2 separate regions of the Homo sapiens genome follow, and region 1 is linked to region 2. A link is a loop called in an ENCODE intact Hi-C map of the cell type or tissue named here. Cell type or tissue: MCF 10A. All regions are shown on one strand. Each heading gives the region's core, and the rest is flanking DNA. Links, peaks and the distances in the headings are about the cores only.

The links. A loop is a pair of places that touch in the nucleus more often than their neighbours do. Peaks named below come from ENCODE experiments on the same cell type or tissue, not always from the same donor. Only the 100,000 strongest peaks of a DNase experiment are listed, where the experiment ranks them.
Region 1: it touches region 2 in a loop (9-fold over the local background); 1 of 110 quality-filtered maps calls a loop at or near these places.

The regions. Positions count from the first base shown.
Region 1 is chrX:15,741,093-15,748,708 of GRCh38, forward strand. All of the region lies in intron 1 of CA5B (carbonic anhydrase 5B), which reads left to right. All of the region lies in intron 4 of CA5BP1-CA5B (CA5BP1-CA5B readthrough), which reads left to right. Among named protein-coding and RNA genes, the nearest start is that of CA5B, 6.6 kb to the left of the region's middle. RefSeq lists an enhancer at 6,078-6,939. In MCF 10A, for the core only: no CTCF peak of the experiment used is centred there; a DNase peak (open chromatin) is centred at 4,279.
Region 2 is chrX:16,679,014-16,686,629 of GRCh38, forward strand. CTPS2 (CTP synthase 2) reads right to left here. Exons shown (of 19, transcript NM_175859.3): 9 at 4,081-4,213. Among named protein-coding and RNA genes, the nearest start is that of CTPS2, 30 kb to the right of the region's middle. In MCF 10A, for the core only: no CTCF peak of the experiment used is centred there; no DNase peak of the experiment used is centred there.

The DNA of each region.
Region 1 (7,616 bases), core at 2,098-6,097, 940 kb before region 2:
AGTCTCGCCCTGTCACCTAGGCTGGAGTGCAGCGGCACAATCTCGGCTCACTGCAACCTCCGCCTCCTGGGTTCAAGTGATTCTCCTGCCTCAGCCTCCCGAGTAGCTGGGCTTATAGGCTTGCACCACCATGCACGGCTAATTTTTGTACTTTTAGTGGAGATGGGGTTTTGCTATGTTGGCCAGGCTGGTCTGGGACTCCTGCCATCAAGTGATCCACCCTCCTCGGCCTCCTAAAGTGCTGGGATTACAGGCGTGAGCCTCTGCACCTGACCCGGAGACCCTGTCTCAAAAAAAAAAAAAAAAAAAAATCCCATTTGATTAGAGGTATGACCTGCCATCATCTTTCCCTTCCCTGTTTCTCATGACAGGTTTGTGGGGGATTTTGTTTGTTTGTTTTTTTTTGAGACAGTGTCTTGCTGTGTCGCCCAGGCTGGAGTGCAGTGGCACGATCTCAGCTCACTGCAACCTCTGCCTCCTGGGTTCAAGCAATTCTCTGCCTCAGCCTCCCGAGTACAGGCGCCCGCCACCACGCCTGGCTCATTTTTGTATTTTTAGACAAAAATCTCTAGACGAGGTTTCACCATCTTGGCCAGGCTGGTCTGGAACTCCTGACCTCTTGATCCACCCGCCTCGGCCTCCCAAAGTGCTGGGATTACAGATGTGAGCCACTGTGCCCGGCCTAACAAATTCTATTTTTCTGTACAGGGATTCATCCTCGTCTTACTGCTAGCATCACTCCAGCCATTAAATGAGATCTTCCTCCACTTCTTCCTTTTATTCTCCTTTAACTGAGTGACAGACCCTACATTTTAAAAATCACAATGGCTATCTTTGAATACCAAGTACCCTGTCCAACTATACTGTCACTGCCCAGTTCAGTGCTTCATATTCTCTTACTCAGATTATTGGAGTTTCACTTCAAACTCCACATGCTTAAACCTGAGCTACTTATTTCCCACCCAAAACCTGTTTCTCCCACTGTCTCCCCTATCTCAGTTTGTGGTAACTTTATCTTTCCAGTTGTGTAGACCAAGAATCTTCCAGTAATCCTTAACTCCTTTCTTTCACATCTTATGGGCTGTATATTCAAGATATATCAAAATTCAACCACTTCTTACCACCTCCACTGTGACATCTCTGGATTAGTTCAAGCCTTGGATTATCCCTAAAGGGTTTTCCTACTTCTTTCCTACTTCCTGCTTCTTTCCTGTTCCTCCCTGTTTCTACTCCCCAAGGCAATTTTCAACAGGACATGCTGTGATGTTTTTCTGTTTTTTTGGGTTTTTTTTGAGACGGAGTCTCGCTCTGTCACTCTGATGCCAGGCTGGAGTGCGGTGGCGCAATCTCAGCTCACTACAACCTCCACCTCCTGGGTTCAAGCAATTCTCCTGCCTCAGCCTCCCGAGTAGCTGGGATTACAGACGTGCATCACCATACCTGGCTAATTTTTGTATTTTTAGTAGAGTCGTGGTTTCACCATGTTGGCCAGACTGGTCACGAACTCCTGACCTCCAGTGATCCTCTCCTCCCGCCTCGGCCTCCCGAAGTGCTGGAATTACACGCATGAGGCAACACGCCCAGCCTGAGTGATCTTTTAAAAATGTAAATTACTGTATGTAAATGTAAAATGTTACTGCTCTGCTCGGAAACCTCCACTGTCTCCCCTTTTTACTTAGAGCAGTGATTTTCAACCTGTGGTAACCCTATTCCCCTCCCGCAGGGGACATCTGGCAATATCTGTAGATATTTTTTGTTGTAACAACTCTGGTATAGGGTGGAACTGGCATCTATTGGATGCTAGCCAGTACCGATGCTCCTAAACACCCTACAATGCACACAGCATTCCCCCACAACCAAGAGTCATCTGATCAAAAATGTCAACAGTGCCAAGACTGAGAAACCCTAACTTAGAGAAAGAACCCTTGCAGTAGCCCAGAAGTCTTGATCTGTCATCCATTACCTGTGAACCTCATCTCCTACTGCCTTCCTCCTGGTTCACTCTACTCCTGCCATATTGGCCTCCTTACTATCCCTTGAATATGCCAGACATACGCCCACTTCAGGATCTTTGCCCAGGCAGTTCCCCACGCCTGAAATGTCCTTCCTTTAGATAGCCATGTAACTAATTCCCTACCTCCTCCAATCCTTTGCTCAAATTTTATCTTCTCAGCGAGGCCTCCTGTGAACAATATATTTAAAAATATAATACCCTCTCTCAAGTGGCACTCCAAATTCATCTTACCCTGCTCCACTTTTTACTAGACATATTCAAATTGTCTCTACAACTGACTTGTTTATTACATTTGTTGTTTATTACCTGTATCCCCTACTAAAATGTGAGCTCCATAAGGGTAAGGGCTTTGTTCTGTTCCCCAATGAACCTAGAACCATGTTTCATACTTAATAGATGTTCAATTGATATCTTAATGACAAAAAGAATAAAAGAGTGATAGACTGAATGAAGGTTGGTTAAAGGAATCACCTCCTCACTGACTTTCCTGGCTCCACTCACTCCCATCCATCCCGTACTCCATTGTCAGAGTCATCAGAAACCATCACTGCTTTCTCCTGTACCCATGGAATAATATCCAAAAGGCTTCCAGTCTCTTGGAAGTTCATATTCCCCAAATTAATCTCAAATCCTCATCTAGCCCCACCTCCTGCTGCATCCCCTGGGCATCTGCTTGGCCAGTGCATTGACAAATATTAATAGCAGACTTGGAATGATGGGAAGTTCAGAAATACTCTTGGCTTTCTTTCAGAAAAACAGGTTTGAGGTTTGTGGGGTTTTGTTTTTGTTTTGTCTAAAGGAGAAAAAGAAAATCTTCAGAGTCAGGGTCCCCTACAGTGAGATCAGCACCATTCTGGGGCACAGATAGAGGTCCAGACTTTTGGACCACTACAAGCAATCTACCACTGAGTGTGGAGGAGAATGACTGAGAGGGTGAAGGTGAGGATGAAGTCAGGCCCTCTGGAGCCCTCCTGCCCCCTAGCCCTAGAGAGTCAGTCTGGATGTACAGGAGAAACTTCCTCTAGGCCAGGCGTCATTGGCCTCCAGCCTTGGTGTCATGCAGACAGTGTGATTGCAGAATGGAGGGCAGTCCTCAAGGCATGACCATGGCCCTGGCCGTCAGCCCCAGCCTGCCATGCCTCAGTGCTTTCCGGATGGCTCTCTGTGGAGCAGAGTCAAGGGTCATTTCCCAGATGTCTCTGAATGCCATGCTAACAGGCCTCAGACCCACCCCCGACCAACAGCCTCTTGTGCAGGGCCCTGTGCCTTGGCCTCATGTGTGTTCACTCATCTGTTTGTACAGCTCTCCTGGCTGGCGGCCATGCCCTTGGCCTTGTCTTATCACAAGCTTCCCTTTGAAGGCAGAGCCCACACATCCTTTCTGTTGACTTTGCATTGTACTTGCCATCATCTTCCCAAAAATTACTATGTCTCATTCTAACTCGATTGTGAGCAAGAAAGGAGGCCTTTTCCACTTGTTTGCCCACATCCCCCTGATACTGGAATTGTTTATTGAGTAAACCTAAAGTTCTTCCCATTTTGACTCCAATTGTTCTCTTCAGCATTGGGGCCTCATCATCCCCTGCCACCTCCTCATCATCGCGGAAGGTTCCCCTGTCCATCCCTCTGCCTTTGCCTCCCTGTTAAATTGTCTCTCTCCTACAATACATTTTTCAGATGCCACCCTTTCCTGAAACTTAGAGCCCCTGCGCCACATATTCCCATTGCACTAAATCAAGGCCGTCATTGTGTCCAGCTTTGATTAAGAAATTTCTGTTTATGGCCAGGCACGGTGGCTCATGCCTGTAATCCCAGCACTTTAGGGGCCAAGGTGGGCAGATCACCTGAGGTCAGGAGTTCGAGACCAGCCTGGCCAACATGGTGAAACCCCGTCTCTACTAAAAATACAGAAATTAGCCGGGCATGGTGGTGGGTGCCTGTATTCCCAGCTACTCTGGAGGCTGAGGCAGGAGAATTGCTTGAAGCTGGGAGGCGGAGGTTGCAGTGAGCCGAGATCGCACCACTGCACTCCAGCCTGGGTGACAGAGCGTGACTCTGTCTCAAAAAAAAAAAAAAAAAAAGAAAAGAAAAGAAAAGAAAAGAAAAATCTGTTTAATTATACTAAGTAAAATAAGCCAGTCACAGAAGGACAAATACCGTACGATCCCACTTACGTGGGGTATCTAGAATAGGCAAATAAATACACAGAGACAAAGTAAAAGCGAGATTGCCAGGGGCTAAGGGATAGAGGAGGAGTTATTGTTTAGTGAGTACATAGTTTATGTTGGGGATGATGAAATAGTTTTGGGTGCAGATGGTGGTGATGGTTGCACAACATTATGAATGTATTTAATGCCACTGAATTTGTACATTTACAGCTGGTTAAAATGATAACTATTATATATGTTTTATCACAATTTTTAAAAGGTAACAAAAAAAGAAGTATTTGTTTAAATAGTTTTTCTTTGTAGATTGCAAGCTTGTGGGAGTGGGGAAAGAGCATGATCTTTTCATCTTTACACAGCACAGTGCTCGACATGAGATAATCACTCACTGTTCCTTCAGTTCAGGACTGGAAATCAATGGAAAGGAAGAACAGTTAAGGCAAGCTTTCCCCATATCTTTTAGAAGGTTTTGAAATTTCATTTTAATGTCAAATCAGTTTTATCAGAGGGAATCCTGATTAGTTGCAGTTGTTTGTTTGGGGATATTTATTGACTTTAAAAGAAAACAAAAAAATGATACTAAAAGTCGTCCAAAATGACTATTTTCATAGCTTTTTGCATTTATATGATGGGTAGCATTTTAACAAAATCAATTTGAGTAATAATAACTTGTATTTATATAACACTTAGCAGCTTTTTCAAAGAGCTTTCATAGCTTGCACCATTTGAAGCCACAGAAAGCGTCAACTTCTTTTTTTTTTTTTTTTTTTTTTTTTGAGACGGAGTCTCGCTCTGTCACTCTGTCACTCAGGCTGGAGTGCAGTGGTGCAGTGGCATGATCTCGGCTCACTGCAACCTACACCTCCCGGGTTCAAGCGATTCTCTTGCCTCAGCCTCCTGAGTAGCTGGGACTACAGGTGCACGCCACCACGCCCGGCTAATTTTTTGTATTTTTAGTAGAGATGGGGTTTCGCCATGTTGGCCAGGATGGTCTCGATCTCCTGACCTCATGATCCACCAGCCTCAGCTTCCCAAAGTGCTGGGGTTACAGGCGTGAGCCACTGCACCTGGCCAAACTTCTTGTATAGTGTAACTGAGCAACTATTTTTCCTGCTCCTTGGGTTCTAGATTCTTGCATAAATTTAAGGGTGTACTTTAAGCATTAATCTTAACCATTTCAGTTCATATTATTGTAACCACTCAAGGGATTCTTCCTGCCTGCTGCACAAAGAAAGACCACGGGGCATTGTAACCGCCCAGTGGGTTCACATTGCCCGCTGCCTGGACAGAATCGATTTACCAAGACAGGGGAATTGCAATGGAGAAAGAGTAATTCACATAGAGCCAACTGTGTGGGAGACCAGAGTTTTATTATTAAATCAGTCTCCCCGAGCATCCAGGGATCAGTTTTTAAAGATAATTTCGCGGGTAAGGGCTTGAGAAGTGGGGAGTGCTGATTGCTCAGGTTGGAGATGGAATCATAGGGGGTTGAAGTGAGGTTTTCTTGCTGTCTTTTGTTCCTGGGTAGGATGGCAGAACTGGTTGAGCCAGATTACGGGTCTGGGTGGTGTCAGCTGATCCATCAAGTGCAGGGTCTGCAAAATATCTCAAGCGCTGATCTTAGGTTTTACAATAGTGATGTTATCCCAAGGAGCAATTTGGGGAGGTTCAGACTCTGAGCCAGAGGCTGCACAACCCCTAAACTATAATTTCTAACCACTAGCTAAGTTGTTAGTCCTGCAGAGGCAGACTCGTCCCCAGGCAAGAAGGGGGTCTTTTTGGGAAAGGGCTGCTATCAATTTTGTTTCAGAGTCACACCATGAACTGAATTCTTTCCCAAAGTTAGTTCAGCCTATGTCCAGGAATGAACAAAGACAGCCTAAAGGTTAGAAGCAAGATGGAGTTGATTAGGTCTGATTTTATTCACTGTCATAATTTCCTCAGTTATAATTTTGCAAAGGCGGTTTCAGCATTGTAGTAAAGAAAGAGTTTAAGTAGACACGAGGCTGGCCACACCATGTGGGAGATGGAATTAGTACTGAAATAATCTCCTCCAAAGCTCATAGGTTACGGGTTTTTCAAAGGCAGTTTAGGGGAATGGGTGGAGGTGGCTAGGCTTGCTGCTGATTGTTTGAGGAGGAGATGAGATCAAAGTGTCCTTTGATTTCAAAAATACAATGAGGGATAAGTTGATAGGATGTCTGGGAATTTGCTTCAAAATAAGCTGGGGAGGAAAAATGGCAGGAGGGGGGGTAGAAGATGTATAAATAAAACTTGATTGGCCATGAACAGACAATTGTTGAAATGGAATATTGGGTACATGGGTGGTTTTATTATAGTGTTCTCACTATACTTGTATAAAATTTAAGTTTTCCATAATAAAGTTTTTCTTTGTTAAGAAAAACAAAGCAGAGTGAGATTCTAAATTGAAGTTGCCAATGGCCTATTGTTCTTTAAGTCTGCTCAGTTAATTCAGTTAAGGAAGTTATTTGAAAACAGGGTGCTAATGACGCGGCTTTGTTTTCTGGGGTAAATACCCTGGGTTCGGTGTCTCACACGGAGAAGATTAACGACAGGGACACACACGTGGAGTTCAGGAGAGGAAAGTTTAATAGGCAGAAGAAAGGAGAGAGGAGAGCAGCTCTTTCTCTTGCGAGAGGAGAGCAGCTCTCTCTCTTGCAAGAGAGGCGTCCAAAAATGGGACAAGTGGCGGACTGCAGCAGATTTTATAGGCAGGCTTGAGGAGGCGGTGTCTGATTTACATAGGGGCCACAGATTGGTTCGACCAGGTGTGACATTTACATAGCACGCAGGAAGGCTGGTCGCCCCACCCTAATCTTATTTTGCAAAGGGGCTTTCTACTTGGCCAGTGCCATCTTGTCTGCTCCTTACTGTACACTTAGCTGGCAAAGGGAAGATGAAGCCGCCATTTGGAACATGCCTAGTCCTATGTAGTATTTTTCTATTGGCACAACTGCCAGCATTCACCTGTGCAAGCTTCCAGCTTGCTTGTCTATGTCTGCAGCTCAATTTTACAGGCTGCTCTTTGTTAGGAAAGAAAATGATTTGGGGGCTGCTTTTTATTAAAAGGAAAACCTTACTGAGGACTCCCATATCCTCACTATCTGCCTAAGTAATTTCTTCTTAACTCCTATATCACTATTATTTAGCTCAAGGCACCATCAAGATAATCCCTTGAAAGTTGATTACCAGTCCATGTTTGATATCCTGAGTCAAACATTTGCATCTCTTAAATAAGGTGCATTTTGACATACATGCTCCGTTCAAAAATGTATATACACAAACACACACATAAAACTATAAGCAGGCCAGATGCAGTGGCTCACACCTGTTATCCCAGCACTTTGCGAGGCCATTAAGCAGGAGGATTGCTTGAGTCCAGGAGTTTGAGACCAGCCCAGGTAATATAGTGAGAA
Region 2 (7,616 bases), core at 1,579-5,578:
TGTGTGATGGGAGGCAGCAGGAGACAAAGAGAGGAGGGGAGAAGGGTATGAAATCTCCAGCAGGCCGGGCGCATTGGCTCATGCCTGTAATCCCAGCACTTTGGGAGGCCGAGGTGGGCAGATCATCTAAGGTTAGGAATTCAAGACCAGCCTGGCCAACGTGGCAAAACCCCGTCTCTACTAAAAATATAAAAATTAGCCAGGCATGGTGGCAGGTGCCTGTAATCTCAGCTACTCGGGAGGCTGAGGCAGAAGAATCACATGAACCCAGGAGGCAGAGGTTGCAGTGAGCTTAGATTGTGCCACTGCACTCAAGTCTGGTCAACAGAGTGAGAGTCCGTCTCAAAAAATAAAAAAATAAAAATAAATAAAAAAAAAAGAAATCTCCAGCAAAGGAACCACTTATATGAAACCTCAGAGGAAAAAGAGAGAAAGTGGTAGCCACTCTGGGACCCTCAAAAAAGGCCCCACCCAGCGAGAGGACAGACCTGATTGGTTGGAGGAAGGCAAGGGACGAGGCTGAGAAGCCATGACACAGACTTGACACTTGAAGCCAATTGCAATGGTTTGAATGTCTGTGTTCCCCCAAAATTCCTATGTTGAAATCCCAACTCCCAAAGGAATGGTATTAGGAGGTAGGTGGGGTCTTTGAGGGATGATTAGGTCAAGAAGGCAGAGCACATAGGAATAGGATTAGTGCCCCTATAAAAAAGGCCCCATAGACCTCCCTCACCCCTTCCGCACATGGGGATATAACCAGAGGTTGGTCCTCTGCACCCAAAAGAGGGCCCTCACCAGAACCCGGCCACATGCTGGCACCCTAATCTTGGACTTCCAGCCTCCAGAACTGTGAGAGAGAAATGGCAGTTGTTTGTAAGCCACCTGGTCTATGGTACTTTGTTACAGCAGCCTGAACAGACTGAGACACCACTGAAAGATCTTAAGTAAAGGGACGACAGGAACAGAGAGAACCGAGAAAGATTTTACAATGATCACTCTGGTAGAGTGTGGCAAAGGCAGGGAAGACTGGCAGCTGGAAACCAGCCCGGAAGCCGCTGCAGCTGCAGCAAACCAGGAGAGATAGACAGATGCAGCCCAATCTTAGAAGGAAGATGACAAGGCCAGGATTCAAACAGTACTTAGGAGAAGCTAATGTCAATGAATCCTATCAGATGAAGCATCATGTGCACCAATTCTTATGTATATAACAGTCCCTCTCTATCTATATTAGTTTAGTATTTCTTCTGTAAAAATGACTCTCCTGGCCAAGCACAGTGGCTCACGTCTATAATCCCAGCACTTTGGGAGGCCGAGGCAGGTGGATCACTTAAGGCCAGGAGTTTAAGACCAGCCTGGCCAACATGACAAAACCCTGTCTCTACTAAAAATAACAAAATTAGGTGTGGTGGCGGGCACCTGTAATCCCAGCTACTCAGGAGGCTAAGGCACAAGAATTGCTTGAACCCCGGAGGTGGAGGTTGCAGTGAGCCAAGATCGCACCACTGCACTCCACCCTAGGAGAAAGGGCGAGACCCTGTCTCAAAAAAAAAAAAAAGAAAAAGAAAAGAAAAGAAAAAAAAAAGACTATTCAAATAAACTTTAAGATACAAATTTCTAAAGGCTTTATAAAATGTATATGTCATGGCAATTTTTCCATTGCCATTTTCTTTTTTTTACATAATGGGGCGGGCGACTTGAAGGAGTGGGAGGAATGGGAAGTAAACTATTCCTTAGAAAGCCAAAAGTAAAAAGTGATTAGGGGCTGGTCATGGTGGCTCACGCCTGTAATCCTAGCACTTTAGGAGGCCAAGGCAGGAGGAATTGTTTGAGCAGTTCGAGACCAGCCTGGGCAACATAGCGAGACCCCGTCTCTATAAAAATTAAAAAATAGGCCAGGCACGATGGCTCACGCTTGTAATCCCAACACTTTGGGAGGCCAAGGCAGGTGGATCACCTGAGGTCAGGAGTTCGAGACCAGCCTGGCCAACATGAAGAAACTCCATCTCTACTAAAAATACAAAAATTAGCTGGGCGTGGTGGCACATGCCTGTAATCCCAGCTATTCGGGTGGCTAAGGCAGGAGAATCACTTGAACCCAGAAGGCAGAGGTTGCAGTGAGCTGAGATGGCACCACTGTACTCCAGCCTGGGCAACAAGAGCAAAACTCCATCTAAAAAGTAATTAACTAATTAATTAATTAAAAAATAATAAAATAAAATTTTTAAAAAGTGATTAGGAAAGAAGGAGGCTAAAAAGAGGAGAGAGAAACAGCAGCTAGTTCTCCTAAGCTAGTGTCAAAGTGGAAGCCATTAAATTTCTTTAACATATAAATGGATCTTTTTACTCATTATACAAAGTTTTTGCCATTTAAGTCAAGATGATAAGACTTGCTTAAACAATGATATACTCATACTGAATATCATTAAATATAAATGTGAGATAGATATATAAATATACGTATCCAACTGGTAACAAGTGGGATTTCAGGGAGGAGGAATCTGCTTTCTGCATTTTAGATTTATGCTTTATTTTGTTTTGTTTTGTTTTTTGGAGACAGGGTCTCAATCTGTCACCCAGGCTGGAGTGCAGTGGCGCAATTATAGCTCACCGCAGTATCAAACTCCTGGGCTCAAGTGATCTTCCTGCCTCAGCCTCCCAATTAGCTGAGACTACAGGCGCATGCCACCACACCCGGCTAACTTTTTAAGTTTTTTTTATAGAGATGAGGTCTCCCATTGTTGCCCAGGCTGGTCTTCAACTCCTGAGCTCAAGCAACCCACCTGGCTCAGCCTCCCAAAGGGCTGGGATTACAGGCGTGAACTACTTCGCCTGGCTTATGCTTTGTTTAAATGTTTTACTCTAAACATGTACTACTTCCGTTCTTATATGGAAGAATATACTCAAGCTATATAAGATAACTACGCCTCTGTTATTCCACAATACTGAGTTTCCAAAACAAATAATCACTGTTTGCTAGCTATCATTCCTCCATGTTAGAGAGGGGAATATAGTATTTTAAAAAATCTAGATTCCATTCCAATGCTAAAGGGAAAAAATGTCCTATTATTTTCCTGTTAGGCAATTACGACGTACTTAAACGAGCATGACAAGCATGCTCATTCATCTGAATGTGCAAAGCCTACTTTCAGAAATGTGCCTTAAACCTACATGTAGAAAACAGCTTACACAGGCCAGGCACAGTGGCTCATGCCAGTAATCCCAGCACTTTGAGAGGCCAAGACGGGCAGATCACCTGAGATCAGGAGTTCGAGACCAGCCTGGCCAACGTGGTGAAACCCCGTCTCTATTAAAAATACAAAAATTAGCTGGGCATGGTGGCGGGAGTCTGTAATCCCAGATACTCAGGAGGCTGAGGCACAAGAATTGCTGGAACGGTGAAGACAGAGGTTGCGGTGGGCCGAGATCATGCCACTGCACACCAACCTGGGCGGCAGAGGGAGACTGTGTCTCAAAAAAGGAAAAAAGAAAACCGTTTACACAGCAAGCCTGGCTGCTGCCCTTGGAAAGGCCTGCTACAAGATTGAGACTTGACTGGCTTCTGGAAACTCTGATTTTGGGAGGGTTCCCATCATTCCAAGAACTGATAGGAGAAGCTCACTGTGCTGAAAGTGTCTGTACAGACAACATGGTTTCTGCTGCATGCTTTCCTTCTGGGAGGCTGGCATTTTGGGAAGTGCTAAGAAGAGGGTGCCTACGTGACCAGCCCCCAGTAAAAACCTTGGGCTTCAAGTCTTCAATGAGCTTCCTTAGTAAATGGCAGTTTGCATGTATTATCACAACTCACTGGACTCTACCAGGGGAGAGCACTTAGAAGCTTGCGCCTGGTTACTCCTAGACTTCACCCTGCACGACTTTTCCTTGGCTGATTTTGCTTTGCATTGTCTGGCTATAATAAATCTTAGCTATGAGTATAACTATATGATGAGTCCTGTGAGTTCTTCTGGTGAATCGTAAGTCCTGCAGGTGATCTCAGGGACCCTTTAACAAAACTTGCCCCTCTGGAACATGTGCTATTGGCATGAATTACTGAGATAGCCAAAAGACCAGGCCAGGACTCACCATCAGATTCAACTTGTGGTTGATGGCCAGGGCTGAGTGTTCCAGGGCTTTGAACACAGAGGCGTAGCAGTCTCTGAGCTTGGTGTATTTGCCAACCAGGGCTATGGAGCATATTTTCTGTAACCTTTCATACCTGGGAAAGAAAACAAACTCAAAGGTTATATGCACATAACAGAACATCACAAACAGAACAATGGCAGCTGCTGCTCTTACTCCAAGGCACTTTTTAAATCCTCGGGAGCAGCTGTAGTCCTAGCTACTCAGGAGGCTGAGGCGAGAGAATCACTGAAGCCCAGGAGTTTGAGACCAGACTGGGCAACATAGTTAGACCCCGTCTCTACAAAAAAATACAAAAATTAGCCAGGCGTGGTGGGGCATGCCTACAATCCCAGCTACTCAGGAGGCTGAGGTTGGAGGATCACTTGAGCCCAGGAGACCAAGGCTGCAGTGAGCTATGATCACACCACTGCACTCCAGCCTGGGCGACACAGTGAGACACTGTCTCATAAAACAAAAACAGAAATCCCAACGTTGTTTTACACAAGCAGATACAGATAAAAATTCAAGTATATCAGAGAAAAAGTTAAAAGCATTAAAAGTAAAAATTGAAAAGCTATCCCAATCTCATAAACATGAGCTATTCTTACATTGGTTAATAAGGTGACATTGTATAAAAAAAATGCATTCTGCGTGTCAGTAGGAAACATTCCAATATTAACTTTGTAAGGTGACATTGTGTAAGAAAATGCATTCAAAGTGTCTACATTTAAAATGGTTACATTCCCAGCTGACCCACAAAAGTCTGGTTATTCATGGCATGCCTGAAGAATGGTGCTGAGAGAACGATTTAAAATATTACTAGCCATTTAGATCATTTTTATGAGAAAAATTCCATTCTACAGAAGACACTCGATCACATTTTACCATTAGAGACACAATTTTTAGTGTTGCTTTTGTCAGGAAATCTGTTCAAAGAACATGAAAAATATCTGGTTTGGTATTAGGTACGTGGAAATGTCATCTTGGGGCTGAAGGTGTTTTAGGGCTTTGAAGCAAACCCTTCCCCAAACACCTTAGAAAAATGTTACCATGATGACGAATATCTCTCTTGAATATCAACATCTGCAAAGAGTGGCCGGGCACGGTGGCCCACACCTGTAATCCCAGCACTCTGAGAGGCCAAGGCAGGTGGATCACCTGAGGTCAGGAGTTCGAGACCATCCTGGCCAACATGGTGAAACCTCGTCTCTACTAAAAATACAAAAATTAGCTGGGCGTGGTGGTACGCACCTGTAATCCCAGCTACTCAGGAGGCTGAGGCAGGAGAATCACTTGAACCCGGGAGGCAGAGGTTGCAGTGAGCCGAGATCGCACCACTGCACTCCAGCCTAGGCCACAGAGCGAGACTCTGTCTCCAAAAAAAAAAAAAAAAAAACAAAAACAAAAAGAACACATATCTGTAAAGAGTACAAGAGAAACTAGATCACAAACAGGCTATGTGTGGGAATAATGCACAAGAAGCTAAGAAGTCAAAACTGACAGGGAAGGTAACTTTCTAGAAAGATGACTAAAATAGCTGATAAAAGGTCACTAAAAGGTGACTAAAATAGTTCAAGCTGCTAACCCTTGAACTCACTACTTTATTTTATGTTGCTCTGGAGGTTTCACAGCTGTCTGTATCTCACACCACCTCTCCATAAAGTATGCAGGTAACGGGCCGGGCGTGGTGACTCATGCCTGTAATCCCAACACTTTGGGAGGCCAAGGCCGGCAGATCACTTGAGATCAGGAGTTCCAGACCAGCCTGGCCAACACGGTGAAACCCTGTCTCTACTAAAAATACAAAAATTAGGCTGGCATGGTGGTGCACGCCTGTAGTTCCAGCTACTCAGGAGACTGAGGAAGGAGAATCACTTGAATCCAGGAGGCAGGGGTTGCAGTGAACCGAGATCATGCCACTGCACTCCAGCCTGGGCGACAGAGCCAGACTTCTTCTCCAAAAAAAAAAGAGGATGCGGGTAACAGAAAGCAGGATGACAGCACACCAAGTAGTAGAGATGATGTCAGAGGCAGGCAGGCAGAGCCGCATTTGAGAACAGCAGATTTGGCTTCACCCCCTTCTCCCTCCTCCATAGACAGAAGAGACAACATCAGCTCTGCCCCCGGAAGGAAGCAGCACTGGGGTCAGTATCACAGGTTACTCCTACGGCTCACTCACAGCTGGTCTTCCCAGGGGAGGAGTCACTGGGCAGCAGGTGGTACAGGTGAGTCCACTGGGTCACACCTACCAGGGAGCTCTCATTCCCCCTTGGACCTGTACTTCCGAGAGCAACCAAGGTCTCCCTCATGTGCCCCACTCAGCCATCAGCCATCACCGAATGTGAGGCAAGCATGTGATACTACTTCAAGCTGCTGTGGGAGGGGGAGGGGAGTCCTCTTTGCAGGGCCACCCCCAAGAGTCGGGTCTCAAGAGAGATGAAGAGGGCTGGGTGTGGTGGCTCATGCCTGTAATCCCAGCAGTTTGGGAGGCCGAGGTGGGCGGATTACGATGTCAGGAGATCAAGATCGTCCTGGCTAACATGGTGAAACCCCATCTCTACTAAAAAAATACAAAAAAAAAAAAATTAGCCGGGCGTGGTGGTGGGCGCCTGTAGTCCCAGCTACTCGGGAGGCTGAGGCAGGAGAATGGCATGAACCCAGGAGGCAGAGCTTGCAGTGAGCTGAGATCGCACCACTGCACTCCAGCCTGGGCGACACAGCGAGACTCTGTCTCCAAAAAAAAAAAAAAAAAAAAAAAAGACAATGAATAGGAGGAGGTGGAGAATTGTGCCCACCTTGACTTCGGGTCCCAGGCAAGCTGTCCCTGTTTAATCAGGGACCCCTGGCCTCTGAGCAGCACTGGGCCTCCATGATAGAGGCTGTTCCTTTGGCCTCCGTTTGGCTCCTTGCACCTCTCTACAGGCTATACTGAGAGGACCAAAGCTAAAGAATGGACACTTCGCATCAATTAACAATGTCACCACCAATGTGATGCAGAGGGAGGCCCAGTGCTGCAGAGGCACCCATGCACAATATCTCCTTGCTTGAAAATTGTCAACAATTTATTGTGCATTCTTAAATAAATAAAAGAGTATACTTGGATTGTTTGTATTGCAAAGAAAGGATAAAGGCTTGAGGTGATGGATACTCCATTTACCCTGATGTGATTATAATGCATTATATGCCTGTACCAAATATCTCATGTACCCTACAAATATATACACCTACTATGTACCCATAAAAATTAAAAATAAAAAGGCTGTAGTGAGTTGAATGGTGGCCCCCCCCCAAAGAAATTTGTCCCCAAAACCTGTGAATGTGACCTTGTTTGGAAAAAGGGTCTTTGCAGACATAAGTAAGGCTCTCCAGCTGAGATCATCCTGGATTAGGGCCTGCCTTACATCCAATGACAAGCATCCTTACAAAAGAAGAGAAGGGAAGAAGACACAAGTGAGAAGGTGATGTGAAGATGGAGGCCTGGAGGCCAAAGGCTGGGC